Regions from separate parts of the Homo sapiens genome. Here all the other regions are linked to region 3. A link is a contact called in ENCODE Hi-C or POLR2A ChIA-PET data. All regions are on one chromosome and are shown on one strand. Each heading gives the region's core, a stretch centred on a gene start or an enhancer-like site at or near the end of the contact. The rest is flanking DNA. Distances are from core to core; before and after follow the strand shown.

What was found. A loop is a pair of places that touch in the nucleus more often than their neighbours do. ChIA-PET counts read pairs that join two places held with the same protein, here RNA polymerase II (POLR2A). Pooled maps may share reads with other maps.
Region 1: a map with no recorded cell type shows a loop between it and region 3 (17-fold over the local background). The contact joins the enhancer-like site here to the promoter of RHEX in region 3. A Hi-C loop is called at or near these places in 7 of 37 single-sample maps with no recorded cell type and 3 of 50 pooled maps.
Region 2: a pooled map shows a loop between it and region 3 (6-fold over the local background). The contact joins the promoter of LRRN2-AS1 here to the promoter of RHEX in region 3. A Hi-C loop is called at or near these places in 1 of 37 single-sample maps with no recorded cell type and 3 of 50 pooled maps. POLR2A ChIA-PET finds 5 or more read pairs at or near these places in 1 of 52 experiments (OCI-LY7).
Region 4: a loop to region 3 is called in a pooled map, with 8 times the contacts of the local background. The contact joins the promoter of CD55 here to the promoter of RHEX in region 3. A Hi-C loop is called at or near these places in 9 of 37 single-sample maps with no recorded cell type and 5 of 50 pooled maps.
Region 5: a map with no recorded cell type shows a loop between it and region 3 (20-fold over the local background). The contact joins the enhancer-like site here to the promoter of RHEX in region 3. A Hi-C loop is called at or near these places in 2 of 37 single-sample maps with no recorded cell type and 4 of 50 pooled maps.

The regions. Positions count from the first base shown.
Region 1 is chr1:207,409,214-207,414,263 of GRCh38, reverse strand. All of the region lies in intron 1 of LOC124904498 (a long non-coding RNA gene), which reads left to right. Among named protein-coding and RNA genes, the nearest start is that of CR2, 43 kb to the left of the region's middle. Within about 2 kb of position 2,228, at least 2 of the 41 ENCODE cell types and tissues checked have a DNase peak (open chromatin) inside an H3K27ac peak, as active enhancers do.
Region 2 is chr1:204,561,810-204,567,066 of GRCh38, reverse strand. It overlaps LRRN2-AS1 (LRRN2 antisense RNA 1), which reads right to left and starts at 2,896. Exons shown (of 13, transcript XR_007066814.1): 1 at 1,781-2,896. It also overlaps the pseudogene RNA5SP74. RefSeq lists a silencer at 1,151-1,240.
Region 3 is chr1:206,051,405-206,056,559 of GRCh38, reverse strand. It overlaps RHEX (regulator of hemoglobinization and erythroid cell expansion), which reads right to left and starts at 3,387. Exons shown (of 6, transcript NM_001007544.4): 1 at 3,295-3,387. LOC105372857 (a long non-coding RNA gene) reads left to right here. Exons shown (of 3, transcript XR_922473.3): 3 at 1-3,117. RefSeq lists enhancers at 3,272-3,331, 3,752-3,991.
Region 4 is chr1:207,318,928-207,323,745 of GRCh38, reverse strand. It overlaps CD55 (CD55 molecule (Cromer blood group)), which reads right to left and starts at 2,068. Exons shown (of 10, transcript NM_000574.5): 1 at 1,881-2,068; 2 at 1,179-1,364. The coding sequence starts at 1,980. It overlaps LOC107985251 (a long non-coding RNA gene), which reads left to right and starts at 1,617. Exons shown (of 3, transcript XR_007066838.1): 1 at 1,617-2,060. RefSeq lists a silencer at 1,793-1,872 and an enhancer at 2,433-2,642.
Region 5 is chr1:207,936,656-207,941,722 of GRCh38, reverse strand. No RefSeq gene overlaps it. Among named protein-coding and RNA genes, the nearest start is that of LINC02767, 20 kb to the left of the region's middle. Within about 2 kb of position 3,607, at least 4 of the 41 ENCODE cell types and tissues checked have a DNase peak (open chromatin) inside an H3K27ac peak, as active enhancers do.

The DNA of each region.
Region 1 (5,050 bases), core at 979-3,478, 1.4 Mb before region 3:
AGCAACATTTTTCACAATAGCCAAAAAGTGGAAACAACTCAAATTTCCATAAACAGATAGTGGATTAAAATATGATACATATGTACCATGGAATATTATTCAGCCTTAAAAAGAATGATATTCTGATAAATGCAACAGCATGGATGGACCTTGAAAACATGCTGAGTGAAATAAGCCAGAAACAAAAAGACAAATACTGTATGATTCCACTTACATGAGGTAGCTGGAATAGGAAACTTCATAGAGACAGAACCTAGAGTAGAGGTTACCAGGGGATGGAGGCAGTGGGAACAGGGACTTATTGTTTAATGGGTAGCATTTCTGTTTGGGATAATGGAAAAGTTCTGGAAATGGATAGCAGTGATGGTTTCACAACATGGTGAATGTTCTTATTGCCATAGAATTGTATACTTAAAGATGGTTAAAATGTTAAATTTTATGTGATATATATTTTACCACAATTTAAAAATATTAAATGTTAGCTTTTTTCCCCTGTTCTGAAGTTTGTTAAAGAGATTCAGAACAGCCTTTAGTCTAGAGCAAGCTTGTCCAACCCACGGCCCGTGGACCACATGTGGCCCAGGATGGCTTTGAATGTAACTCAACATAAGTTTGTAAATTTTTTGGCTATTTTTTTTTATAGCTCATCAGCTATCGTTAGTGTTAGTGTATTTTATGTGTGGCTCAAGACAATTCTTCTTCCAATGTGGCCCAGGGAAGCCAAAAGATTGGACACCCCTGGTCTAGAGTGAACATAGCCTCAGTACTAAGACAATACCCCTTTAGTTTTCTACCTGATGCCCCGTGTGCTATAAGGCCTTTCCACTCTAGCTAGTGAGAACACCATATATTCCCAGCCTAGTTGAGCTTCAAGAGTTTTCTGCCTATGTCTTCCTGGTGACTATGTCTCTGGCCTCAGGTAACTTCCTCTACATATGTAGATATACTCAACCAAAGACTTGAGAGTACCCCTCTGCAGGTCTCTGTGCAGCACCTCCTTCTCTGATCTTCTGCCCTTGTCCACCAAACCCCAGCCTCTGACCACTCAACTCAAGACTGCTGGCTCTCTGGGCTGTAACCTGGTAACTGTCTGTAGGTAACGAGTTGTTCCTGTGATGCATGCAGCTCACCTTGTTTATTTTCCTTCTCCTAAGGTCACAGTCCTGTGCTCCCTCTTACACAATGACTTGAGGTGGCCCTTAGACAGATTTCTGGAGCTCTTTCTGTCTTTGGCTCTATTATGTACTTTCCCCAGGAAAGTCCTGCCACCTCAGACTCCCTGAACCTTGATCTCTATCTCTTAAAGTCTAGGAGCCCACTGTGCTCTGCTTGGGCCTTCCCTGTCTCGGTTGTGGTCCAAAACTCATCTCTATGAAGAAAGCAGCACAATTGTTGGGGCAATTAATGTATGAAAACAATCACTTTATATTTTATCCAGTTAAATTGTTTATGATAGCAGGGAAAGTCTGATTCTAATTATGCTGTCTGGATGTGGAAGTGTGAATTACTCTATTTTTCACTTTTAGAATTTCTGTTGTGTTCTTTCTTAAATATGCCCTATCCTTTGCAATATGTCTGTCTATTATGATTTCTCCTCCTTTCTTCTCTTTGAATATTGTAGATATCCTTAATTTAAAGCATTTTTGTATTTTTCTATTCTCTGTATTTCTTTAGATGTGGTTTCTCTAATTCATTGCATCCCAGAGCTCTCTCTTCCCTAGTTCTTTGTCTCCTCTTGAGGATTGTACATTTTTTCTAAGAACTCATCTTCAGTGGGAGTTTTTTCCACAGGCATCAAGTGCACTGGTTTGTGGAGGTTTCTTGTGACAAGGGGCACATTTCATTCTACCAAGGGCCCAGTAGTTTCAATTTATATAAGAATTTCTCAGTTGGGGTTTTCCACATAGACAGGATAATGTAAATTCACACAATAGCATTAGCAAGGTTCAGAGATGTGCTTCCTGTGTCTTTTTTTCTCCCATAGCACAGAGTAGTTGACTTGCTTCTTTGCTGCTTCATCGTCTTAGTGGTAAGGGTATTCTAATTTTCATTTTATGGACTGGCTGTCAGATTTATTAAAGAGCCCATTTCTAGGTGCCAGTGTTGCATGGGACTTTAGACTCAAATCCAGAACCCTGGTATGTGCTAAAATCATGGCCCTCCCCCTAGGGATTTACCCCATTCTGTCTCCTCCATAAGTCACTGGGTTTAGCTCTTACTCACTACATTGATTTTCAATATTCTATTTATTTCCTCTCCCCGAGGATTTCTCTCTCTCTCTCTCTATCTCTCTCTCTCCCCCCCTTCTCTCTCTGTGTGTGTGTGTGTGTGTGTGTGTGTGTGTGTGTGTTTGAGACAGGGTCTCACCCTGTCTCTCAGGCTGGATGGAGTGCAGTGGCCTGATCTCAGCTTACCACAGCCTTAACCTCTCAGGCTCAAACAATCCTCCTACCTCAGCCTCCCAAGTAACTGAAACTATAGGCACGTGCCACCATGCCCTGCTAATTTTTTGTATTTTTTTGTAAAGTTGCTCAGGTTGGTCTCGAACTCTGCCTGCCTCAGCCTCCCAAAGTGCTGGGATTACAGGCGTGAGCCATCACAACTGGCCCAGGATTTCTCTTTCTTAATTTCAATCTCAGTTATGTATTTTTAAATTAATTTTTAAATTTATAATTGACACATAATTCTACATATTTCAGTGATACATTTAAAAATTAATTTGGATTCATTGTATCCATTTTTCTAATTATTTTGTGTGGGATGAGATGGCTTCAAAAGTCAGCCTTGTCATGATGTTGCCTTGATGTGTACTTATATGTAGTGTTAAGTACAACATAGTATTTCTCGAGTCATACATTTTCAGGAAGTGTCAATAGTCTTTAACTTCTTTTTTTATTGTTAATGGTTACATTCTTTTTTCTTTTTTACAAATAATTTTAACTTTTATTTTAGATTCAAGGGATGTGCAGTTTTATTGCATGGGTATATTATGGAATGCTTAGATTTGAATTATCCCATTACCCAGATAGTGAGCATAATACTCAACAGTTAGTTTTTCAACCCTTGCCTCCTTCCCCCTTCTATTAGTCCCGAGTGTCTATGTCCATGTCCCGAGTGTCTATGTCCATGAGTACTCAATGTTTAGCTCCCACTTATATGTGAGAACATGCAGTATTTGGTTTTCTGTTCCTGCATTAATTTGCTTAGTATAATGGCTTCCAGCTGCATCTGTGTTGTTGCAAAGAACATGGTTTCATTCTTTTTAATGGCTGTGTAGTATTCCATGGTGTATATGCACCACATTTTCTTTATCCAATCCACCATTGATGGACACTTAGGTTGATTCCATGTCTTCGCTATTGTGAATAGCATGGTGATAAATATACAAGTTCATATGTCTTTTGGTAGAATGATTTATTTTCTTTTGGATATATATACCTAAGTAATGGGGTTGCAGGATCAGATTATGCATTTTCTTTTGGATATATACCTAGTAATGGGATTGCTGGGTCAGATGGTAGTTCTGTTTTAAGTTTTTTGAGAACTCTTCAAACTGCTTTCCACAGTGGGTGAAACAATTTACATTCCCACCAACAGTGTATAAGATTTCCCTTTTCTCCACAGCCTTGCAAGCATCTGTTGTTTTTTGAGTTTTTCATAATAGCCATTCTGACAGGTATGGGATGGTATCTCATCATGGTTTTGATTTTCATTTTTCTGTTGATTAGTGATGTTGAGCATTGTTTCATACATTTCTTGGCCACTTATATGTCTTTTTTTTTTTTTTTTTTTTTTTTTTTTTGAGACAGAGTCTCGCTCTGTCACCCAGGCTGGAGTGCAGTGGTGCGATCTCGGCTCACTGCAAGCTCCGCCTGCCGGGTTCCTGCCATTCTCCTGCCTCAGCCTCCCGAGTAGCTGGGACTACAGGCGCCCGCCACCACGCCCGGCTAATTTTTTGTATTTTTAGTAGAGACAGGGTTTCACGTGTTAGCCAGGATGGTCTCGATCTCCTGACCTCGTGATCCGCCTGCCTTGGCCTCCCAAAGTGCTGGGATTACAGGCATGAGCCACCGCACCCGGCCTTGTATTTCTTCTTTTGAGAAGTATCTGTTCTTGTCCTTTGTCCATATTTTAATGGGGTTGTTTTTTGCCTGTTTAACTGTTTAAGTTCCTTATAGATTCTGGATATTAGAACTTTGTTGGATGCATAGTTTGTAAGTACTTTCTCCCATTAGTCTTTAACTTTTCATGAATATATTATTTATGTTATGCTTTGTTTCCCAAGTAAATTTCAAGTGCTAGTATAGCAATTTATTATATCCTTATTTGATTGTAAAGTACTGGCATGGAGCATGCTATTTTAATTTGTACGCTCCAGGGCTCCTAATGGAACCCCAGCCTAATACAGTTATGAATGAATATCTGTTGAAAAGAACACAAGAAATGATATTAATTTTTTTCTTTTTTCTTTTTTTTTTTTTTGAGACGGAGTTTCACTCTGGTTGCCCAGGCTGGAGTGCAATGGTGCGATCTTGGCTCACTGCAACCTCCGCCACCCAGGTTCAAGCAATTCTCCTGCCTCAGCCTCCCGAGTAGCTGGGATTACAGGCGTGTGCCACCACTCCCAGCTAATTTTGTATTTTTAGTAGAGACAGAGTTTCTTCATGTTGGTCAGGCTGGTCTTTAACTCCCGACCTCAGGTGATCTGCCCGCCTCGGCCTCCCAAAGTGCTGGGATTACAGGCATGAGCCACTGCACCTGGCCAGTTTAATTTCTTTAAAATGAAACTTAAGACAAAATTTTACCTTTTTGCCTCAAGATAATTGTTAGATATTCAAGTGTGTAAATGATCTCTTGACTAGCAGCTATTTTTTATTTTCTCTGTTAATCTGATTAGAAATATAGCATTAGAAAAACTCAGTAAGAAGTTGTATCTCCTCGAAGAAGCAATGCTTTCATTAGCTAGTGTGGAAAATGATAAAGTGGTTCCAATCCTTTTCCATTTTATTTGTTATAATTAATTCAGATATACAAAGATGTATTGACACTG
Region 2 (5,257 bases), core at 1,647-4,146, 1.5 Mb after region 3:
GATCTTGGCTCACTGCAACCTCTGTCTCCTGGTTTCAAGCGACTCTCCTGCCTCAGCCTCTCGAGTAGCTGGGACTATAGGCACACACCACCACACTTGGCTAGTTTTTTGTATTTTTAGTACAAATCCATGTTGGCCGGTCTGATCTCAGACTCCTGACCTCAGGTGATCCGCCTGCCTCAGCCTCCCAAAGTGCTGGAATTACAGGCGTGAGCCACTGTGCCTGGCCAATACCCTTTTTCTAGTCAATATTCTTGTTGGCTTTTCTTGTCTCGGCCAGCACTCCCAGGTGCAATGGTGAAAGCTAGCCCGAGGCTGTATTTCCTTCCCCAGCAAATTAAAGAACAAAGACAAAGAACAAACCCTATGTGTATACAGGACACAGATACACATTGGTTATCATTGAGTCCCTGAAGTCTGTAATGTTTTCAGGGAGGTGGTGGTGGGTAGCCTCAACTTCTAGTCGTTTCCCTTCCTTAGATGGGGAAAGAGTTTTCTCCTGGAATACAGCCTTTTGTGATAGGTACCTGTTGACCACTAGGCTCTCATCACAGAGGGATTCAGGGAAACAGCTTCTGAGGCTCTACCGAGGCTCAGAAATAGATCCCTCCCCCTACTGCCTGCTGGAAGGAAGGCTGGCCCGATAGGCTAGGAGGCGGGAGGTTGTACATCAAAGGGAAAAAAAACAGCAGTTCAGTTCATTTGAATAAACCAGGAAGAAGGGAACTGCAATAGGTTATTACTGAGAGAATAATTTGTAAAACTAGGTTACAGATAGTCTCGAGGAGATGGAGACTGAATGGTAAAAATGGACAAAATACAAAATGGAAATAGAGCTCTCTTGGTGGCTGGTGGGGAGTTGGAGCACCATTTACCCTACACTTCTACTCCATATTTTCCTTCTGGGTGTGAGAGGTATTTTTCAAATGATTTCTTAAAACACCAGGGGTAAGAATATTTCAATAGACTTAAGGGAGTTATACTCAAGCAGATTCAACGATGTTAAGGGCAAGAGGGACCGCCCGCCCCCTTAGATTTTTATAGGTTACTGGTGCCCTCTGGTGGGAGATAAAGGTTACGTCTGTGGGGTATAGGCCCGAGATTTGATTGGTCATTCGTGTTCAGATGCTGCAATCCTCCAGCTTGATGTGCCAGCAAGAAGAGGCAGTATCAGGTGATAAGCACCTCACAGGCGTTATCTCACTGGTCCATCAGCCTGTTTCACAGATTAGGAAGCTGAGGCTTAGAGACACGAGGTGAACTACCTAAGGTCACCCAGCAGGCAGCTAACTGGCAATCCTAATTCATTGCCAAGAATTCCAGGAATGCTGATGGTCAGGTTTTCAAACATAGACAAACTGTCATGCACACTCACACTCACACAAAAAGAAAAGACAAAGAAGAAAGTAGATGCAATTTTCTCCAAAATGTATCCCCTACGAAGGTAGCAGCTTTACCCAGTTTTGAGCATTGTACTTTGCTGGAGTTTAAGATTTCCCAGTTTAGGGCACTGGAAAGTTCGAGTCTCTTTACCTTGAATCAAAAGCATAGCTTATTTCCCACTAGTGATTCTCTTAGAGGTTAATGATGAAGGGGAACAAGCCCTAGACTGAGAGGGGGCAAGAGCTGGTTACCAGACCAAAGGTGTGAATTGGCCATGTGATACTTGATATCACATCTGTTGTTGTAAAGTAAGGGTGTTCAAGAAAGTGATCCTTAAGGCTATAAAAGATATTTTTTTGCACCCCTTGCCCTAAACTTAAAATAAGTGCTCACTCACCTCTCCCTTCTTTTCTCCACTCTTGCAAGGTTTTCCGTGTATGTATGTGTCAGAAATATTGGAGTATCTGCCTAAGCCTAGTAAAACAAAACAAAAATCCATTCTCATCCCCATGATGCTTTCATAATCTTGTCCTTAACCATTTCCCACTGTTCCTCTTCCTCTCCCCAAACCTTTCCCCCTTAGCCTTAGACTTCAGCAGTGGTTCTCAGAATGTGGTTTCTAGGCCGGAAACATCAGCATCACCTGGGAACTTGATAGAAATGCAAATGCTTGGACCGCATGCAGACCTACGTTACTGAAACCTCTGGGTGAGGCCCAACAACCTGTCAAACACCGTCAGACCTGTCAAACTGTTTGCTCAAGTTTGAGAGCCACTGTTCCAGATCAGGGTTCTTAATCTAGGGTCCACAGATGGTTCTAGGAAGTCTAAATGTTTTTTGAATTTGCATATAACATTTTGCACAAGTACATGCCCTTTTTCTGGAGACAAGTTCTCAAAGCAGTCAACTCTTGACTCCAACTACACTATCATTCTGTTTCTTTCTTTCTTTTTTTTTTTCTTTTTGAGACAGTTTTGCTCTTGTCGCCCAGGCTGGAGTGCAATGTCTTGATTTCCACTCACTGCAACCTCCGCCTCCTGGGTTCAAGCGATTCTCCAGTCTCAGCCTCCTGAGTAGCTGGGATTACAGGTGCCCACCACCACGCCCAGCTAATTTTTGTATTCTTAGTAGAGATGGGTTTCACCATGTTGGCCAGGCTGGTCTCAAACTCCTGACCTCAGGTGATCCGCCCACCTCCGGCCTCCCAAAGTGCTGGGATTACAGGTGTGAGCCACCGCACCCGGCCTATCACTCTGTTTCATAAACAACTTCCTGCCTACATCTGCAAACTCTTCTTTCCTCCTCTTCTTTGCCTTAAAAGATACCTGGCTTTCCCTCCAAAGGATCTTGGTGGTCACTTTCCCATACCTCATGTGCTTTCAGGATAGGGTATGGGGCCTCCCCAGTACTGCACTCAGACCCCTATTCTTCCACACTTCCAAATCTCTGCATATATATATATACACATATATATATATACACACACACACACATATATATACACACACATATATATATACACATATATATACCAAATCTCTGCATATATATACACACACATACACACACACACACACACACATATACATATATATATTTAGATCTATACTCCCCTTTACTCCTCCTTTACTGCTGTCATCTGCTGACTTTGCTCACACTTTCCCTTGTTCATTACAGACTTTGGGTTCCTACCTCCTACCAGCTTCCTGGATGATAACAACATCACATGAATGACCCATCTAACACCACGGCCTCGTGGGACCTTAACCACTTCATGTCAAAGAATTTCACCTTCACATACTCCAGCCACTCACTCTGTTAGGCCCTGGGAGCTTGCCCTCATCTGGGATGCTCCACCGTATGCCAGTCAGCTTATGCCAAATTACACTGTGGTAACAAACCCCCAAATCTCAATCGCTTGAATTAACAAAAGCTTGTTCCTTTGTCCCTCGCAGGATAGGTACAGCTATGGTCCCTGTTCTCTTCAGTCTTGGAGACAGGTCAAAGGGAGCAGCCCCCATTTTGGGACACACTAGCCTCACGTGGAGGAAAAAGAGCACTGACTTACCCACACAATGGTCCCTAAGCCTCTGCTCAGAATAGCACAGTTCATTTCCACTTGCATCCCATTGGCCAGCCCGCTGCCAGTGGTGCAGGAAGTGCAATCTTTTCCAAGGCCTGGTAGAGAAAAGCTGCGCAGGTTTTGACAGTAATACATCTACCACAGCCTTTGAAGTCCTATTAGATCTTTCTTCCTCTCTCTCTCTCTCAACATAGCGACCTGTCTTTTCAGCTCCTGGTCCTCTCCTCCTACTGTACTATTCTTCAGTTTCAATCAGCCCCCTCCTGGAAATGACAATAGATAACATTTACTGAACACTTAGTAGGTTCTATCTTGACATCTATTATCTCGTGAGTCATTGAGAGCTTAGAGAAGTTAGCCTGTCTTCACCTCATTCTGTCTTCTAGGTTAGAACCATTACTTCGCCTATGAGGAAAACAGAAGAACCAGATAGAACTGAGAGGCCAGGTCAGGGCCATAAATGTGTGACACCAATCTGCAGGTTGTGTGATGTTTCTCCTGTAGTACGCATTGGCTGGCCTCAGTGGTCCTCAACCAGAGGCCATTCTCCCACTTAAGTAATATTTACCAATGTCTGCGGACATTTTTTATTGTCATAATTAGGGGAGTGCTACTGGCATCTAGGGAGCAGAGGCCAAGAATGCTGCTAAACATCTTAGAACACACAGGACAGCCCCCATCACAGAATTCTTCAATCCAAAATGTCAACAGTCCTGAGGCTGAAAAGCCCTGGTCTGCAAATTGGACAGTCTCAGGCAATTGCCTTGTGGAAATTTTCCTACTCTGTTCTCTCCCCTATTCTCCAGAATACCTGTTCCAGACCTGCTCCACTCTCTTCAAACTCTTATCCCAACCACCATCTCTGCTGTATGGCTGGAGGCTCTGGGAGGCCGGTGGAAGGCGCAGCAGGGCAGACCGGCGGTGCTTGGGCGTAGAAGGGGAGAGCAGTCCGACCGCAGGCGAGCAGCTCAGGGGTCCCCAGTCCGAGCCCCACGACCCTGGGGTGGCAGTGACGCCTGGAGTCGGGCGGGCGTGGCTGGGCCGGGCTCTTGAAGAGGCAGCCAGGCACCACCATTAGTGTCTACGGCCATACCACCCTGAACACGCCAGATCTCGGAAACTAAGCAGGGTCGGGCCTGGTTAGTACTTGGATGGGAGACCGCCTGGGAATACCTGGTGCTGTAGGCTTTTTGGCTCCCTCCCTCCTTTTGTCTCCGAGCTTCCCAACTGCCCCCTGACTCTGCTCCCCCTTTTCCGCCCGCCTGTGTACCCCGCGGTAGCCCAGGACCTCCTCGTGGAGGTCTGCCGCCGCAGCACCGCCAGGCAGCAGCATCCCACCTCTTCCGCCTCACTGCAGCCCCACCAGGAGCTGGCTTCAGCCCTGGCGGGGCAGACCTGGACCTGACCCCGAAAGCGCAGGCGCGGGTTCCCTGCCATCAGGGTGTCTTCCCGTTCCCAGGATGCCCAGGCAATTCAATTCACTCATCTCTCTCTGTCCATGCTTTCAGCGACACTAAACTTTCTAGTTCTTCCCAGATGCCACTGTTTTCTCACCTCAAGACCTTGGCATGTTTCCTCCTAACTACGGCACTTTTCCCTTCCTCTCCTAACTCCTAACCTTCCTTTAATCTCAGCTCATCTCTTCCCGGAGGTTGTTCAGAAGCTCTTGGCTACATTACGTCCCCCTTCTGTATTTCTCATAGCAGCATGTAGTCTCACAACAAAACATTCACTATGCTAATATTTACATGCTTAACCAGTTTCCCTAGACAGGAGAACAGGAACCATGTT
Region 3 (5,155 bases), core at 2,138-4,637:
GGATAGAATAGCATTATACAAACAAGTTTCTTTTAGAGTCCTGGTACACTTATAATAACCATAAAATAATAGGAATGTAGCAATCTTTTGTCCTACCTCAGTGACTTGATGTATATACTGGAAACAGTTCTCAGTCTGAGGAAGGTCAGTTGAAGTCCTTACTGTGCAAGTCTAAATTTTAAGGAAAATTAGTCCCGCGATGAGTTTCCTCATGCTTCAGCTGTGCGTGGACCAGTCAGCTTCCGGGTGTGACTGGAGCAGGGCTTGTCGTCTTCTTCAGAGTCACTTTGCAGGGGTTGGTGAAGCTGCTCCCATCCATGTACAGCTCCCAGTCTACTGATGTTTAAGGATGGTCTCGGTGGTTAGGCCCACTAGAATAAACTGAGTCCAATACCTCTACACAGTTATGTTTAACTGGGCTCTCTGACACCGGGAGGAAGGTGGCGGGGTTTAGGTGTTGCAAACTTCAATGGTTATGCGGGGATGTTCACAGAGCAAGCTTTGGTATCTAGCTAGTCTAGCATTCATTAGCTAATGGTGTCCTTTGGTATTTATTAAAATCACCACAGCATAGGGGGACTTTATGTTTAGGTTTTGTCTAAGAGTTAGCTTATCTGCTTCTTGTGCTAACAGGGCTATTGCTACCAGGGACTTTGGACATGGGGGCCAGCGTTTGGAAACCTCATCTAGTTGTTTTGAGAGATAGGCCACTGGCCTTGGCCAGGGCCCTACAGTCTGGGTTAAAACTCCAACTGCCACTTTTTCTCTTTCTGACACATAGAGTGTAAAAGGTTTTGTCAGGTCAGGTAGCCCCAGGGCTGGGGCCGACATGGGTTTTTTCTTTTTTTCAACTCATGAAAAGCTCATTGCTGTTGGGTGTAATAGATGCAGTTTATCTAATCTACATTTTTATTGACTGTCATCTACCAAAATATTGACTTAAATCCTGTAGCTATTTGATTTCGGACTTTAAATTGATCTGGTGTTCCTTGCGGGGCTTCGATTGCATCTAAATAGATGTGAGAGTTGAAAGACCCATAAGGGGCTTCTCTCGCTTTACGATGTCTTATTATTTTTTTTTTCCTTCCTCTGGTTGATGAAATGCCAGGGTGAAAGGGATAGCCAAATAGGCTAAAGCACAAGTGCCACTCTAGTTATTCGGCAGAGTGCCCAATAAAGGTCCACGACAATACCATCACACATCCGCTCGGGGATGAACAAGGGCTGACTGACTGATAAGCTCTTGAAAATTCTTAAGCTCACTGCATCCCTTCAGGTCTCCAAGGAATGCTAAGTCTCCTCCCTGCCATGAGAGACATGAAGTGAACTTAGTGTTGGGAGACGGAAGCTGGACGGCCCTCAGGGGCTGACCCGCAGGGACTTTGGGATATAGCAGAGAGAGCTTGGCATGACTTATTACTCCAAGCTGTAGAAACCTGGAAAATAGCTACCCTGCAGCCCATGCCTGGTCAACTGGAGGACCACCTTAGTGGAAGGGGGACAATCAGGGCCTCTGGCCTGCCATGTGCACAAGCATAACAATTGCATTTGTTTAAAGTGCAGATGGAATATTTGATCCATTTCAGCCAGGCACTTGCATCTTGGCGTGCTGTCTTAATTGCCAAAGTTTGTTTTAAGTCTTTAACTTTTATGATCCTCTAGTAAAATGAATGTTTCCTTTAGCACCAATTTTTATTAGTTTTTAGACCAAAGAAAGCTAAACACCATTTTATATTTAATAATGTTTCTTGTATGATTTTTATACCAGATAAGCTAAATTTTACCTTTATATTAGTGTGTTATTAATTTTAAACTGAATTTTAATAAAACCTTGTAGACATATTTATCCAATTTTTCATGTTTGACCATAAGGTAAGATTTTATAGACTCTTTTTAACCTTTTATAATTTTTGTTAAAGAGCAGGTTGATGCTTTAAGAAAAACCTGTGGCATTTTTTACTTTAATGTCCAGTTCACAGAAAAACTGGATGATACCTTTTTAACTTTAGCTAATATGTTTACACACAGAATTTTCTTTATAATTAACGTTTTAAAACTTGCTTAAACTTTTAAAACAATAATTGTTTTTAACCTTTTAATGTAGGTAAAAATCCACATTCTTATGCCCCTTTATAATCTTTTTACCAAAGGTATGTTTTACTTTTCTTATACACCTTGCACATAAACTGTTTTTTTAATAGTACTCAGGAGGCCTTATTACTTTTAAATTATACAACATTTTTTGCATAAATTTTTTTATAACATTTTTTCTTTCACGACTTTTGCCGACAATTCTTCAATGTGTCTCAACTTTCTGACTTATTACAAACATTTTTTTTCTTTAAACACCAGTTAGTTTATTTCAGGACAAGAATTTACCATATAACACTCTTTTTACATAAATTCTGTCTCCCCCCACTTTTTTTTTTTTTTGAAGATAACCATTCCTTTTTTTTTTTTTTAAAGCAAACTTTCTTTATGCCTTTGGACTAGACTGTCTAAGGCCACAAGATTAGAAGTTACCATAATACATGTTACACTGTTAACTTTAAGCAAACTTCACTTTTGTTGAAAACCTTGTAAGTTTGGGATTTCAATTATCCTTTGCTATTAAGACCTTGTTTAGTCTAAATTAACTTAGAATTGGTATAGATGGCCTTTTTTTCTCTCTACTGGTCTTTCCTTGCCTCTGCCAGCCGCTTATGCTGCTGTTCTCTTAACTACGTTGGCGGGGCAAGGGGGTATAAAAGCAGCTGTAACTTTCTATGTATGGAAACTGGTCTGGGTGCCTTGGCTTACGGGTTACCTTGTGTCATACCTTTGAAACAAGGGACCTGTCCAGGCTTCCTTCTGATGGCCAACCCACCTCTAATGCTGGCCAGTCTATTTCACACAAAGTTCTAAGTTTTCCTGGTGTCACAGTAACACTGTAATCTCCCTTAAATTCTTTCTTGAATTTTTTTTTAACATAGTTCCTAGTGGGGTGGGCTTATTTGTACCTGACCCATGCTTCTTCGAGACAAAACACCACACCCACACCACACACATGCCACAAACAAAAAAACAGGTAAAAAGGGCATACACACTCTTGCAGTTTACACCAAACCAAAATCAAAACCAAAATCAGAGTATCCAGAAATCCAAGCCAGGTCAAAACCAAAACCAAAACCAAAGTATCACACAATCTAAGTCAAGTCAAAACCAGAACAGAAGTGCCAATGCAGGCATGTCGTGGGTGATCAGGCCACACTTCCACCTAGATGGAGTGGGGCAAGTTCCAAAGACTAGTCTTACCAAGTTTCAGATGTCCGGACTCCAAGTGCCAGTTCCTTCCCGGTGTTCAGCCACTGTGTTAATCCTCCACAGGGAACTGCTACACGCTGCTCTGGTGAGGCATTCCACCGGGGCAATTTCCTACCCGGGAGTGCTCTTTGGATCGCGTCACTCGGGCTGGCCGGAGTCCGCCTCAGGGATGCTCCACAGGGGAGGCCTAAGCCGCCTAAGGGGCTGCCTCGGCTGTCCATCAGTTACCTCGTTTCCTGGTCAGGGAACCAAGAAATGTAGCAGGACGAGCCGCAGACAAAACCCCTCAGACACCAAATTGTAGAAGGAAGGGCTTTATTCAGCTGGGAGCATCAGCAGGCTACTGCCTTAAAATCCGAGCTCCCCGAATGCACAATTTCCGTCCCTTTTAAGGGCTCACAATACTAAAGATTTCACATGAAAGGGTCATGATTGATTTGAGCAAGCAGGCGGTATGTGACAGGGGCTGCATGCACCGGTGGTCAGAGAGAAACAGAACAGGGCAGGGAGTTTCACAATGTTCTTCTATACAATGTCTGGAATCTATGAATAACATCAGTTTCTAAGTTATGAGTTGATTTTTAACTACTGGGTTTAGGCCAGGCAGGCCCAGGCCTGGTTTCGGGCCTGGCGCCGGACTGCCTGTCTTTGGTTTTACTTCCTTGTTGTTTTTCCTTAAAACAGGTACTGAGTATAAAACAATATAAAACAATATGAGAGGGTCTCTCTCTTCCCTCACAGTGACCTGGGTCTCAGACACTTCCTAACTGTGATCTTAGGACAAACACTTAGCTTTTCTGAGCCTCATCTGTGAAACAGACAGAATATGAATGCCTACCTCATGGAGTTGTTTAAGAACTCAGTGATCAGACTATTATTCAACAGTAATAACGAGCCAGGCCCAGTGGCTCACGCCTATAATCTCAGCACTTTGGGAAGTCAAGGCAGGAGGACCGCCTGAGCTCAAGAGTTTGAGACCAGCCTGGGCAATATAGCTAGACCTTGTCTCTACTTTAAAAAAAAAAAATCCGAAAATTAGCTGGGTGTGCTACTGCATGCCTGTAGTCCCAGCTCCTTGAGAGGCTGAGATAGGAGAATCACTTAAGCTAGGGAAGTCGAGGCTGCAGTGAGCCATGATCACACCATTGTACTCTAGCCTGGGTGACAGAGCAAGACCCTGTCACAAAAACAAACAAAGAAACAGAAGACAGGAATAACCACCATTTGTATTGTTCTAGTTTTCAGTTGGTCTTACCTGAGCAGAGTAATTGGGTGAGATTGTTCATGGAGGCATTGCTGGCTCTCTAGTCCTGGAACCTACAGTTGGTCCAATTCATTATGCCAAAGGGTCCGTCTAGGAGGTTCTTGTTCCAAGTATTGAGATTCCCGAGAGAAGTAGGTCCCCTTAGATAGAAGCAGAGTTTCTCAGAGGTATTTAGCAGCAGCTGGTGGACACAGGACTCAGGGAGCTGGCCCCCCTCTTCCCTTCCATGTCTTTCATTCCTGCATGGGAACCTGTCAGATGGGGAGATTGTTAAAATCTCACCACTGGAGGGGAGGGCCTCAAAGGCCATGGAGACAGCACCTCTCTCTTAGTGAAGGCATCTTCAGATAGAATTCAGCACAAATTCAAAGGTGGCTCCCCAGACCCTATCTGTCACATCGCCCTCTCATCTATTAGTATCTGAAGTCACCTTGATCATTTATTTGTTTACTTGATTATTGTCAGCCTCTCATCACATGAATGTGAGCTTCATAAGAACAGAGACCTTATCTGTTTTGGCCAACATTTCACCCCCAGTGTCTAGAAAGTGCCTCATGCAATGAATAGGTCCAATACATATTTCTTCAA
Region 4 (4,818 bases), core at 819-3,318, 1.3 Mb before region 3:
TCCTACTGCCTCTATTGTGGATAAAAATAAAAAGTTAAAGCCTATTTCACGCATGGCTTCTAAAGGTATTTGTGCCAATTTCTGTATTTACAGTAGCTTCTATTGATTTAAGTTGTTCAAAGTCAGGTTATCGGGTCTCTTTATCTTTATCTCTACTCATATATCTCAAAGCTAATACAGGGCTATGTAAGTAACAGATTTTTTTCCTCCAAGATAATGCCAATATATATTTTATGAAATCAAAGGGCACATAAGGTGTGGATGACTGTATGTATATTCACCTAAAACAAGAAATCTTCATTTCTTTTAATTCTACTAGGTATCAGTATCAAACACGGTTACTGTGTTAGCCCCCAAACAACTCTTCACTGGGCCTCTTATTCATTTTTAACAATCAACCTATCTACCTGTCTATATCCCAGTTTATACATCTCTCTCTCCCTATATATATCTCTCTCCCTATATATATATATCTCCCTATATATATATATCTCTCCCTATATATATCTCCTTATATATATCCCAATTATATATCTCCTTATATATATATATCCCAATTATATATATCTCTCTCCCTATATATATATCCCAATTTATATATATACATATATTTTTTCAAAGTAGCAAGAAGAGAAGATTTGGAATATTCTCCACACAAACACCAAGTGTTTGAGGTACTGGCTATCCAATTACCCTGATTGATCATGACACACTGTATGCATGTGCCAGAATATCACATGTACCCTATAAATATGTACAAGTATAACAGATTTTGAAGTAAATATTGAGAGCTTTTAAAAATGCCACCACAGAGTTGTATTTGGTAAGTCCTACTTTATAAAATACTTAAGAAAACATATCATTTACGCTATGTGTCTCAAGGCAATTGCCAAATATATTTTATATGTTTACTCCCTAAACAATACCTATTGTTTATTTTCTCTACTAGTTCGTTCAAGAGGTACAGTGTTAGGAAGAAAAACTCTTAATGAAGCAGCAGGACCTACTCAGGGTGGTAAATGTCTTCAATTAGCTGGAGTGTGACGTGCCAACAGGGTATACCCTGGGGTTTAGTAACGCTAGAGAACTATCAATTACTAGTCACTCCAAAGGTATATAAAAATAAATTTAAGATACATTCCATTCCCAGAACTTTTCTAAAAAGATGAAGAACTTACGATTGCAGAACTCTTCAATATCTGACCATTGACTGCCCTTAAGGCAGATCACTGAGTCCTTCTCGCCAGGAATTTTCACAAAGCTTTCTTCACATTTGTACGTTATTACAGTATCCTCGGGAAAACTTGTACGGCCTTCCAAAGCTGGCTGGGCATTAGGTACATCTGGGGGAAGGCCACAGTCACCTAGGGAGACAAAAGCAGAACTGAAGGAAATGACTATCAAGTGTCCTCACAGTTGCTGTTTTCAAGACACAAGCCCCCTTGAAATGCCACACCTGAAAGAGATGACATGCAAGTTTGCAGCATCGTGTGCTCCACACGGCTGGACTCTGTCGAGAGTGGGGAACGGTCAGCGGTCTGGCCTCCCATCCTTTTAGACCAGCTTTTTGGGGGTTAAGGATACAGTCTCTTTGAGCCCTCCCTTTCGATTTTGCCAGGCTTGGCTGCTCCGCAAACCCAGCCGGGGCCTCTTTAACCCTCCACGCCGACCCCTAAAGCCAAGTCAGCTGGGGGCCGACACAGCAGGAGCCCCAAATGCTGGTGAGCGGCGAGAGCCTTAAAGGCACAGGACGGCGGGAACCACGACCGCGGGCCAAGCTCCCCACCTGCCAAGTCGCCGGCCCCTGTGCGTGTCTCAGAGACCGACTTGGACCTCCCACCCAGCCCAGGGGCTTCCCCGGCCGCCGGGCCCCTACTCACCCCACACGGCCGGCAGGCACAACAGCACCAGCAGCAGCAGCCGGGGCAGCTCCCCGAGGAGGGGCAGCGCCGCGGGCACGCTCGGCCGCGCGACGGTCATGGCGCGCCGGGTTAGAACAAGGACGCGCCGCCGGGACTCCGCCGAGTCGCAGCTACGCCCAGCGGCCGGAGCGAGTTGCAGTAAGCAGAAGCCTCGTGGCTCCGCAATACCAGTTAAATGAGTGCTTTGGGCGGGGTCTGGGCTGGGGCTCTGCGTCACCAAGGGTGGGACAAACAAGACGGGTGGAGTAGGGGTTTGTTGTGGTCAGAGGTGCGGTCAGAGGGCTCCGGCGTCATACGCCCCGGGGGCCCTAGACTCGGGGAGAGTGGGGAGGGGAAGGAGGAGGAGCTCGCTGGCAACACCCTCTGGGACTCACTCTCTCCACTGCTGGGTGGGGCCTGCGATGACCTGCCTTCTAGAAACCTAAATATCTCCTCGCTACGTAAACACAAACGGGGTGTAAACGGGAGAGGGGGAGGGGTGCTCAAGTATCGCAGGCCTTGCTGCCCGCACGTGAGTTCGTCTAAGCGGAGCATCCCCGCGCTTGAGTGCTGCCAAGGGGACCTGCAGGTGCGGTGGAGTTCGGGGGCTGAGACTCAGGCGCTGAGACGCGGTGCTCTACCCGCGTCTTGGGCCCTCTACTGGGAGGTCTGTCAAAGGCCAGCACGAGGGTGGGGAAATAACTAAGGAGGAAGGGCGTCATCTCCTAGAACACTCTCTAATGTGAAAACAGAGACCTGGGGAAACAGGTTGAATAACACAGTAGGGAGTGAACATTGTTCATGCCTTGTTCGGGTGGGAGTCATTTTCTTCACCCGGGTTCTCCTTATTTACGAAAGACACCACTTTGGGATTACTCCAGACTGACTGTAGAGAGAAATTCACCAGTGTGCGTGTGTGTATGTGTGTGTGTGTGTGTGTGTGTGTGTGTGCGCGCGCGCGCGCGCGCCTCGGGGCGGTGTGGGGTGGGATAACAATAAAAACAAACAGACCCCAAAACGCTGAATGGTGGTGGGGTGGATTTTAAGAGGAAGGCTTGTTACAAACCCTTTAGAATAAATAGCCTGAGGTTTGCAAGACTGGCCACACATTAGAATCACGTGGGGAGCTTATATATATATTTATATTTATATATTCATATATATTTATACATATATAAATATATATTCTTTAAGTTCTGGAATACATGTGCAGAACATGCAGGTTTGTTACATAGGTATACACGTGCCATGGTGGTTTGCTGCACCCATCAACCCAACATCTACATTAGGTATTTCTCCTAATGCTATCCCTCCCCTAACCCCCACCCTCCAACAGGCCCCCGTGTGTGATGTTCCCCTCCCTGTGTCTGTGTATTCTCATTGTTCAACTCCCACTTATGAGTAAGAACATGCAGTGTTTGGTTTTCTGGTCTTATGTTAGTTTGCTGAGGTTGATGGTTTCCAGCTTCATCCATGTCCCTGCATAGGACATGAACTCATCCTTTTTTATGGCTGTGTAGTATTCTATGGTGTATATGTGCCACATTTTCTTTATCCAGTCTATCATTGATGGGTATATGGGTTGGTTCCAATCCAGAGGCCCAAACTGCACCTTAGACAAATTAAATCAGCATCTTTGGGGATGGGACTGGGTATCAGGATTACTTAAAGTGCCACACTGTGCAGCCAGGTTTGAGAACCACAGACCTATATGGTACTGGTCAGAGTAAAGATCTATCCAGCTTAGGACCACCCCTGTCGAAAACAGAAAGGATATAGATGGCAAGGTGGGTTGCCCTTCTTCATAGAGAATAGCCTCAAGAACATGCTTCCCTGTAATAATTTATCTGGGTCTGGCTAGCAGAGTCCTAGCCTAGATTCCTTTTCCCTTAAATGCCTTACCTCGTTAAGTGAAATTCCCTACTTGGAATTATACTTTGGTCTATGGACCAGCTGTGGGGGTATTTGTTATATCCTATCATTATATTCTTTCCTGAAGGTTTTCTGATAGCTCTTTCCTGGTTGGTATGAGCTTTTTGAGGAGGAAAACAGCAATTTTTCAATCATAGCATTTTCTTTGACCCATACCTACTGTATAGAACCAAACCTTGTGTTGCCCATTGCTGGAGCCAATCCTACAGTGATTCCAAGCAAGGGACTACTGTAGGATTTCACTGAAACCTAACAATATTCGAACATTGTGGAGTTTAGAAGTTATGGTGGGGGGCTTTTAAAACCATCTAGTGTCATCCTCATATTTGATGTTAAAATATCTAACCTTTACTCCCATATTGGATATAAAAACACAAGGTATGTTAGGTCCTGGCAGTGTTTAGAAGTGGCATGAGGTCTTCATTTATTCCCCCAATAACCTCCAGTAACCTTAACCACCACTCCCTTCTGTCCTGCCATTAGAGATAGGTAATCTTCATTCCTGCTTGGGCTCACAGAATTGGTGTGAAAGGCAAGGTAGCATTATGAAAAAGACAGGTTCAAGCAAGACCAGTTATGCAGCTGTTAGAAGACTTAACATTGAAGTCTGTTAAAGCTCTCTACATGTTTATTATGTGAATGTCATAGCTTTATATGGAGAGAAAACAATGAGCTCTGCAAAGTGTCAAAAATATTATCTCTATCACACAGCTCAGTGACACTAAATGTCCTAAGCATTCACCTTCCAGCATACTTAGTTATTGGCAATAACTTTTTTTAAAAGGAAATTTTGGCCGGGCGTGGTGGCTCACGCCTGTAATCTCAGCACTTTGGGAGGCCAAGGCAGGAGGATCACCTGAGGTCAGGAGTTCCAGACTAGCCTGGCCAACATGGTGAAACCCCGTCTCTACTAAAAATACAAAAATTGGCTGGGCGTTGTGGCAGGTGCCTGTAATCCCAGCTACTTGGGAGGCTGAGGCGGGAG
Region 5 (5,067 bases), core at 2,358-4,857, 1.9 Mb before region 3:
AAAATAAATATAATAATTTGTCTTCCTTTTTGTGTTTTTGTATTTTGTTTGTATATATTTTGTTAATTAAAATTTTTTTCACCTAGTTTTTTTTAGAGAAGACAGTGGACGCACAGAGCACAATATAGATAACCCTTACTACCTGAATTCTCACTCTGCAAATATTCCCTGTAATGGCTTGCGTCCATTTTTATCCCACATGCAGTACCCTAATTGAAAACCTGCTATAAAATATCTGCATGCTGGGGCCAGTGAAAACTTATAATTTGAACACAAGTTTGGGCAGGAGGGTATAGGGTGCCCTGTAGTTGGATCTAGCTGCTTTGCCTGTAAGATGGCTTCTATTTTGCTTGCATTGCTTGTTGTGTTGTTTAAACCTGTGTGTTATCATTGTCATCTTCTCCACATTGTTAAGTGAAAATGCTTTCTAAAAAAGTGGAAAAGCCTGTGAAGAAAGTATATGAACAAAAACCCAATCACTAAAAAGAAGGTTGAGAGTGAAAAAGCGTTTTGAGAAAGGATAATAAATAAAAAAAAATGTATAAGCCGGTAAAAAGACAACCTAATTTGTATTGGATATTAAAAAAATGGTATTTTTGAAGGTAGTATTTGTCTGTACTCACTAATTAGAACTAATGAGAATTAAATGTAATTGACATTTTAAATCCTTTATACCTTTCAGAAATCTTTATGGATTAATACATAGATTAATGACAGTGTTTTAGTGAAATTTGGGGAAATTTCTTGGGGTTTTAAAAAATGCATTTTTATTTTTTTATTTACAGTAATTATGGCTTCTTTGATTTTCTTGTGTTAAACTTTAAAAGAGTATGCAAATTTTAAAAAAATGAAATATAGGCTCTAGTTATCTGAAATTTTGAAATCTAAAACATTTTCCAGAATAAATTGGATTTGGATGTCTCAGGATGCCTGAGGTCACAGACTGAAAGTAGAATTAAATGGTATTATGAGCAAATGTTCTTTTTCACATCTAGAAAGGCCTTTTAACTACAAAGAATTTAATTGTTTTTGTTGTTGCTACTTAGAAATATTTGGCAAGCAAATGACTCTAGATAATGTTTCTAAGAGAACTTCAGAGTCCTCTGATATTGAAGTAAAGTTTGAATCCTAAATCAAATTAAAAAAAAACCAACACACACATTTGAAATAGTTGAGACCTTTATAAATTATCTTTCTCCCAAAAAGAAAAAAAAAATGAGTGTGAAAGCCACAGTTGGTCCATGGACTATTGTGGTTGTTCCTAGCTGGTTTCTCTATCTCTAGTCATCCCTGTCCCTCCTTGTCTCATGGTCAATATATAAAGCTCTCAAAATTCTCTGGTGAAACACTATTTGATCATAACAGCTTCAGGTTCAGGAAACATTAACTCTCCATTTTGTGTGTGTGTCAAATTAAAATGTCTCCTTCCAGTGATCCAATTCCTGCCATGTTTCCAAGCCTCCTTTGACCATAACCTGTGGGCGTGCCCTTCCTTATATGTTACTTCGTGGTTCTCTCCAACACCTTGGGTTGGCGACCCTCTTGTGCTCAATTAGGGACACTGCTCAAATCTGCTTTATTCTGTTCAATTCTCTAGTCCTCTTGGGCACATGTACAACAGGGACATATCTCTCCATACCTTCAAGCACAGGGTATATATAGGGTTAAATACTGCTTGTAAAATGAATGGATAAATATGACATTATCTGCCTAAGTAACCATTGCCAGTCCTGAGAGACATCCATCCTTTTAAATACAAAGCTGAGCTCACAAAAAAGTAAAAGAAATCCCTAAAGGAACAAGAAATCAGATTTATAAATCCGTGCTCCATGCCAAGCTGTCCAGAGGAATTTTTTTAATTGGTCAAATAGAAGTTTTGATTTAAACCATAACAAAGAGGAAAAGAAAGAAGGCCTTTTTTCTGTGGTACCTGAACCAAGACCTCTGGAGAGCACTATTGGTGGAACCATAGGGCCACACTTACTGAAGAACCATACTTACTCACTGAAGGAGAATCAGAAAAAATGCATGCTACTTCTGGATGCATACAAAGGATTATTTTATCATTTACTGTTATGCCTTTCTGAAACCCCACTAAAATGGGAGCAAAGAAAATTTTTTCACAAGAATAAAGAGGTGCAGGACAGATCAGTAATGGTAAAACATTGGAAGCTTAAAAACATATGGAAGAGCAGTAACTGACTTAGAAGAACTGTAGAAGGCTGAATCCTAATCCTGTACTGGGGAAAGCTAAAACAAACAAACAAACAAACAAAAACAGACCTTTAATTTTAAAATCTCCCAAAAGCTTAGAACTGGCAGGAGGAACCTCTAGGAAGTGAAGGTAAAGTTAAAGTTAAAAATGAAATAATTGATTGCAGGTCATTTTAAGAAACAGTTAATCTCCACATTTCCACCCACCTCCTACTTGTTCCTCCTCCCATACCATAGGTAACTGTCCCTTCCCAAATGCAGAAAAATGACCAGAGATCTAGTCACTGAAGGATGTAAGAATCACTAGACTGCCAGACATCAGCGTCTGCTTAGGACAGGTGCATAATTCTGAAAACAGAACATCAGTTGAATGCTGAGATCCTTAGCCTGTTCTCTCACTAGTTCCCAGGACATATGCAGCTAGCACTAAACATCCCAGACAGGAGAATGGAAAACTTCCTGGAGCCTCTGACAAACACAAGAGGAAAGATCCAAAGCTACTGATGCCAAGGAGTTCCCCAAAGATATGTCTCAGCTGCAACCCAAACCCTCACTCTCAGAGCCTCACCAATCAGGTCACTGGTGCTCCCATAGCCAGTAAATATGAACAGACACTCAAGGGCCATCAGATATCAAAGAAAGCCTCTATCATGATACATATAAACCAAATCAAACAAACATGTAAACAGGGTGGTAAAGCAACTTAGAAAAAATGGAGACTATGCAGGGAGAAAAAACATTTTTTAAAAGAACTATCATTAATATTCTCACAGAGATGTGGAAAGATACTAATATCTTTTCTCAAAGGAATGAGAGAAGAAAAGATATTACAAAAAAAAAAAAAAACCAGAATGCCAAAAACAAAAAACAAAAAAAAGAAACAACATTCAGAAAACAAAACGTAATAAAAGAGTTGAAAATCACCCAGGATAGAGTAAAAACACAAGATGGAAAATATTATTGAAAAGAAAAGAAAGCCAGAGGGCTAGTTCAGAAAGTCCAATACCCAGACAACAAAATAGTTCAAGATATTTTCCCTTATTAAATTCAATTAAATTTGGCCTAAGCTGCCTCTGTATTTTGAATTTTTACATAGCAAACTGCAACCTCAGCGTGTACACAAATGGCAAACCACCTTAAGAGTATTCTTATAACAAATAATAGTCACAGGCTGCCAGCTAATCAGACCATGTTCAAATACAGCAAATGCCATGCTGTATCCAAGCAAGCTGTCTCTGTGTGTCACTTCCTCCTGTCTATAAAGAGCTCCACTTTCAGAGAGCTCCACTTTGCTGAGTGGAGCTCTCTGAACCTCTATTGATTCTAGCTACTGCCTGATTCGTGAATCACTCTTGCTTAAACAAACTCTGCTGGCCGGGCACAGTGGCTCACGCCTGTAACTCAGCACACTGGGAGACCGAGGCGGGCGGATCACGAGGTCAGGAGTTCGAGACCAGCCTGACCAACCTGGTGAAACCCCGTCTCTACTAAAAATACCAAAAAATAAAAAAAAAAAATAGCCCAGTGCAGTGGCATGCACCTGTAATCCCAGCTACTTAAGAGGCTGAGGCAGGAGAATCACTTGAACCCGGGAGGCGGAGGTTGCAGTGAGCCGAGATCATGTCACTGCACTCTAGCCTGGGTGACAGAGCAAGACTCTGTCTGAAAATAAATAAATAAATACATAAACTCTGCTAAATTGAATTTGTCTAAAGTTTTTCTTTTAACACCCCCAAATGGCCAGTTATGTGTTTCCAGAGACAAAAGACTTATCAAGCACTCAGCTATATAGATGAACAAAACCCACACCAAGTAAAAACTCAAGACTATGTTTATTAGCAGGGAAAATAAAAAAATAGTTCAGAAAAGGCAGAAAATATTTAAGTTACTTTGTTCACCTATAGAGTTTGTATAATTTTAAAATAGTAGATGCGAAATAAAGATTGTCCACATCAGTATTAGGATATAACTGTGCAAAATGAACCACGTATTGTCATCCCTGGAATTAACCTTGTGGGGCAGGAGAGTAAATGGTATAATGGAGGAGGTAAAGCAAAACAGCTAAACCTCCTCTGCCAACCTCGGGAATTTACTTGTAATGACAGAAATAGAAAAAATCAGGAAGTAGTAATATAAGCATGTTTTTAAAATAAATATGGAGGTAAATGCCAAAAGAATTTGTAAAAAGAGAGGAATGTGGCTGATGTAGACAGGGGAAATGAGGAGAAGGTATGCTTTTTTTCTTTTTCTGCTTTTTTTTCCTTTTATTTTTGATAATCAGCTTTGTGACAAATAGGAGTCTTTAAAGTACACAGGGATATATTCTGATAAAATCTTTGTTTATATGCGTGCATGGATATGCACACATATACATATATCTATACATATTTTACAAATGTGTATGTATGTGCTATTTAATTGTTTATTTCCACTTTTATTTCTGACAGTTTATATAAAGATAAATCACAAGGAAATTTTTCTTTTTGCATCTGGACTTTGGGGGTGTGGTGGAGTAGGGACAAAAAAAGTTCCCCTAGAACTCTTAACTATAGGCTGACCTTATAAGGGTGGGGGTTAAGAATTCTTATTTTGGAAGATTTTGTTTACTGATGTATTGTGTGCTACTATGACAGTGTTGGCATACAGTAAGCACTCAATAAATATTTGCTGATGAAAAATGAATGAAAATAGATTTCAATTAACAGAATACAATATCCTGTAACACAAAAGGGGAAATCCTTGAATGTTTGAAAAAAATGAAGGTATTAATCTTAGACTTTGTTAAGATTAATATACTGCTAAAAGTTTAAGTCTAACCTCTCAAATAATTGAAATAGAACACTGAACTTCCAA